2 separate regions of the Homo sapiens genome follow, and region 1 is linked to region 2. Evidence: chromatin loops called from intact Hi-C (ENCODE). Cell type or tissue: CD4-positive, alpha-beta T cell. All regions are shown on one strand.

What was found. A loop is a pair of places that touch in the nucleus more often than their neighbours do. Peaks named below come from ENCODE experiments on the same cell type or tissue, not always from the same donor. Only the 100,000 strongest peaks of a DNase experiment are listed, where the experiment ranks them.
Region 1: it touches region 2 in a loop (2.4-fold over the local background); 10 of 110 quality-filtered maps call a loop at or near these places.

What each region holds. Positions count from the first base shown.
Region 1 is chr4:153,425,433-153,427,932 of GRCh38, forward strand. No RefSeq gene overlaps it. Among named protein-coding and RNA genes, the nearest start is that of TMEM131L, 40 kb to the right of the region's middle. RefSeq lists an enhancer at 1,122-1,321. In CD4-positive, alpha-beta T cell, no CTCF peak of the experiment used is centred here; a DNase peak (open chromatin) is centred at 1,269; H3K27ac peaks cover 2,177 bases.
Region 2 is chr4:153,521,763-153,524,262 of GRCh38, forward strand. All of the region lies in intron 3 of TMEM131L (transmembrane 131 like), which reads left to right. Among named protein-coding and RNA genes, the nearest start is that of TMEM131L, 57 kb to the left of the region's middle. RefSeq lists enhancers at 1,017-1,066, 1,240-2,080. In CD4-positive, alpha-beta T cell, no CTCF peak of the experiment used is centred here; DNase peaks (open chromatin) are centred at 459, 699 and 1,179; H3K4me3 peaks cover 1,406 bases; H3K27ac peaks cover 2,500 bases.

The DNA of each region.
Region 1 (2,500 bases), 96 kb before region 2:
GTCTCAAAAAAAATAAATAAATAAAAAAATAAAATTTGTTAAAAATACTACCTTTTAGGGTCCTGTGCGGAGGATTACGCCTGTAATCCCAGCACTTTAGAAGGCCAAGGCAAGTGGATCGCTTGAGCCCAGGAGTTAAAGACCAGCCTGGGCAACAAAATGAGACCCTGTCTCTACAAAAAATTAAAAGGATTTATGTGGGTGTACTGGTGTGTGCCTGTAGTTCTAGCTACTCGGGAGGCAAGAGGATCATTTAAACCCAGGAGTATAATGCTGCAGTGAGCCATGATTATGCCACTGCACTCCTGAGTGACAGAATAAGACTCTGTCTCAAAAAAGAAAAAACAAAAACAGAAACAAAAAAAACCTGCCTTTTGGCCAGACGCAGTGGCTCATGCCTGTAATCCCAGCACTTCGGGAGGCTGAGACGGGCGGATCACAAGGTCAGGAGATTGAGACCATCCTGGCTAAAACGGTGAAACCCTGTCTCTACTAAAAATACAAAAAATTAGCCAGGTGTGGTGGCGGGTGCCTGTAGTCCCAGCTACTCGGGAGGCTGAGGCAGGAGAATGGTGTGAATCCAGGAGGCGGAGCTTGCAGTGAGCCGAGATCACGCTACTGCACTCCATCCTGGGCGACAGAGCGAGACTCTGTCTCAAAAAAAAAAAAAAAAAACCTGCCTTTTAGTTGGAATTAATTAATGCAGAAGAAAATTTCTAATGAATATTTATATGTCTTTAGGTTAAAAATTGGCTTTCTAGGCTGGGCGCAGTGGCTCACACCTGTAATTTCAGCACTTTGGTAACCCAAGGCTGGCAGATCACTTGAGCTCAGCAGTTCAAGACAAGCCTGGCCAACATGGTGAAACCCCATCTGTACAAAAAATACAAAAATTAGCTAGGCATGGTGGCCCATGCCTATAATAATCCCAGCCACTCAGGAGGCTGAAGTGGGAGGACCGCTTGAGCCTAGGAGGTCAAGGATGTAGTTAACAATGATCGCACCACTGTACTCCAGCCTGGGTGACAGAGCGAGACACTGTTTCATGAAAGAAAAAAAATTGGCTTTCTAAAGTTAAATCCCAAATGCTTTCTGGAAAACCTCTTTAGAATATAAGTTACCAGTTTGGAGGCTGAATCTGATGCAGAAAGGGTGAGCTGTTTTGCAAGCCTGAACTTGGAAGGCATCATGTTTCTCACAACATTTTGAAAAGTAACTATAGGAACTTTTAACTCATTTAAATTGAACAGATGTGCGGTTTTTTCTCTGTTCAGTTGTGGTTGTTGCTGTGTTTAAGTAAATGTACTTCTTGCTTGCATGTGTTTCCTGTGAGCTCTGGAAACTCACACCTGACTGAATTTAACTTGCTTAGATTTGATTTGATTCTTAGGTCAACTGGAACAATTATTTTGCCTTTAAGTACCCTAACAAAATGTTTATATGTACAAGGATCAAAAAGGCCTGTCTGTCTGTTTGTTACAGATAAAAATATAGTTTTTATAACGATGCTTACGTTAATAAGATCCAGAAAAATAACTTCTTTTTTGGAAAAGTGTCAATCTTTGATGTAACACAGCTTCAGGGAATAAAATTATTTTGCATAACCATAATTGAAAGTGCTATATCTTCAGCAGGAAGGTAGGATAAATAAATTTTTGTTTAGAACAAAATTTTTTAAAAAGACAGTATGGGCCAGGCACAGTGGCTCACACCTATAATCCCAGCACTCTGGGAGACTGAGGCAGGAGGAGCCTAGGAATGTGAGACCAGCCTGGCCAACATGGTGAAACCCAGTCTCTACTAAAAATATAAAAATTAGCCTGGTGTGGTGGTGTGCGCCTGTAGTCCCAGCTACTTGGGAGGCTGAGGTGGGAGGATCACCTTCTTTTCAAGGCCATCTGTCCCTTCAAAATATATTTAATTCCAACATACCACCTTACTCCTAAAGTGACCTTATTATAACATTGTTAACATTGCGATATAGTTGTCACTGCTTCTAAATATTCTGTTGAAATATGTGAAAAGTTAACTTTTTTTTTGAGACAGAGTCTTACTCTGTCATCCAGGCTGGAGTGCAGTGGCACGATCACACCTGCACCTTCTGGCCCCAGTATTTTCAACTTCCACTCTAAATTTTAAAAATCATTAGCATGCAAGTGTGCTTCCGTGAGCCCTCCATCAGGCATGCCCTCTATCTAAACCCATTTCTTCAAGGCACAGCTTAAGTCCAACCTCCTTGATGAGGCCTTCTGTGATAATTCCAGGTCACAGAAACCACCCTTCAGCTCTTACTCTGAACTAAATAACAATGTAAGGTATGTACATTCCTCTGGCACTGGTCATCTTCATAAAGTTACCCAAATGTTCATGTTTGGATGTCTTGTATCCACTACATTTCTAGCACCTTCCTCCTTGAATGGTCCACATAGAAGGCACTTAATATTTCTTGAATGAGTTAATCCAGTCCATTCATTGCGGGTGATGATTATTGCCTCAGTTA
Region 2 (2,500 bases):
GGAGGGAGAATCATACGTTACTTGTCTTTTTAGGATTGGCTTCTTTCATTTAGCGTAATGTCTTCAAGATTTATCCATGTTGTTGCATGTGTTTTCTGTGTTTTTTTTTTTTTTTTGTTAACATCATGTTGTTATTACACAAGAAGTGCATGTTTATTTTACAGTTTTTCAACAGTATACAGAAGAATAAAAAGATTACATTATTCCCCTACCCAACATAACTTTTGTTATTTTGGTGTATGTGCTTCTACTGAGCCTGCAACTTAAAGCAGAATCGTTTAGAGTGAAATCTTACACGTGCTGCCCTGGGACCTCTGGTTTTCTTGGGTGTGAGAGGAACTGTTGAATGTAAATTTTCAAGAGAGTGAGAAATCAAGTGTGGGTCTGTGAGGCTGTGGTGAAGGAGCCGGAGGAGAAACGTGGAGTGGTGAAGTGGGAACCCTCAACCGCCATTTGTGAAATGGGACGTTCTCACCTTTGAAGCTTGAGCTTGTGGGTTTTGAGTTCCTGTTTTGTGCCCTTTTAATGTCAACTTTCTAAGTTCATAAGTTGGTAGGAAATAGGTGTCCTAACTTCCATTGTGTGCAGATAATAGGAGACTTAAATAAAAGGTGGGTGAGAAGCAGGGATGTTGCATGCCAAGCACTAGGGGAAGGAGGAGACCGGGATGGAAGTAAACGTGAAGGCAGTGCTGCGGGCAGAGGGACCGCCCTCTGGGCTCCCTGGGACTCGGTCTGTGTGGCTCTTCCAGGAAGCGTGACCCTTCCCCCTGCCTCATGCTATTTCTGCCAGAACGCTTTGGTGCCCTACCGAGCTCTCTCTTCTCGTTTGGCTCCACCCAGTAAGATGGAGTTCCTTAAGAGCAAGGTCCTTCAGTTATTTCTTATTTTTTATCCCCAGCACCTAGCTGGGTTCCCTCGCCCTAGCCAGTCTTTAATAAATGCTTCTTGGAATGAAAGAATGAGAGCCTGCCCAGAAGGTGGTCATTCCCATATCTCATCGTGTGCCACAGCCCATTTCATTTCTCACCTCACCTCCCCATCCCCATCCTTTGTGAAGTCCCCTTCCTGGAGGGCCTCCCCATCCTCCCACTATCACTGCCCACAGACTACTTTGAGCAATGGGTTGCTTGAAGCCCTGCCTTGAGTTACACTGGGTGATCTAGACCAGGCAGAGGAAATCCCCATTGCCTTTGCCTGGGCTACAGAGCTTGGGTTTTCCCTTAGTCCACTCTGATACATGGTAGTTAGACTTTATAGGACTTAAGGATGAGTAGGTTTTTGTGGCTTGGTTTGCTCACCTAATCATCAACGTACTGTGTTTCTTAGTTCTTAAAAAAAATAGTTTAAGGCCATAGGATTACCTGTATTTTTAACTTTTGTGCCCTTAGAATTTTATGTTAGAATAAAATCTGAAATATAGTTTCTTGTGACTATAATTCCCAAATGTTATGTCAGGCATTGGCAAGCCATGTTATTTAAAACTGCCAGAAGTATGTTGCCTTTTAAGTGGAAGTATTTGTGAAACGTATGAATTTCCTAGTATCCCTCTAGGCTGCTGTGTGTTGAATGGAATTCCTTCTATAAGACGTGAGATTAGGCAGTTTGCCTTAAGCTAGCAGAGGGGACTAGCTATTCATTTTAGGAATGAATGGAGGCCAGAGAGAAGCATAATAAGCCAAAACTTAAAATTCAGAAGGGAAATAGCACTACATTGTTTAGGAGGAAACTAAATCTGTGGCATAAGTCTGAAGGTAAGACTTGGTAAAAAGAAGGGGAAGTCTTTGAGGAAGAAGAATTGAGGCTTTAGAAAATGCAAAGGCTGACATTTGCAGAGCTGGTCGGCTAGTTGTTTTGAAGAGGGTGCTAATGGGAAGCACTCAGGAGGTTGTGTGCTTCTAATTGGCCTCAAGTTTTATAGTTGAATTTTCATGGATCGTTATCATATTATTATTGATGGGATTATGGAGAAAAGTCTGCGGTTAGTGTTAAAAGAAAATTAAAATATTTCCAAATCAAGGCCACACCCAGAAAAGATCTCACCTTTACTCCTGCAGTCAGGCTGATAGATTACATAGCAAGTTGTATTTTGTTTTGTACCCCATACTCAGGGTGATACCCAAGGTTTTACCTAATCAGAGGAGGCCTCAGCCTTCCATAAAGGGAGCATGTTCTGTTTGATTATCAGCCCTGCCCTTACTTCATGACATAGTTTTCTCATTAGAAAATTCATGTTTATTGTAGGAAGATTAAGTAACTCAGAAAAGAACAAAGAGAATAAAAGTCGTCATCACCCAATCTCCTGGCTGAGAACTGATTTACCAGCACGTCTCACTTTAGGTTTTCTGTCTTTCCCATGTTTCACTTCTGTTTTTTTTTTTTTTTTTTTTCCTGTCTTAGCTGCAAAGTCTAGTGGGGAATTTGGCCCCTGGCTGCTCTGGATTGCCATTCTCAGAGCTTTGCATTCTCAGGAGTTCCCTTCCAGGGCATGTAGCCCAAGG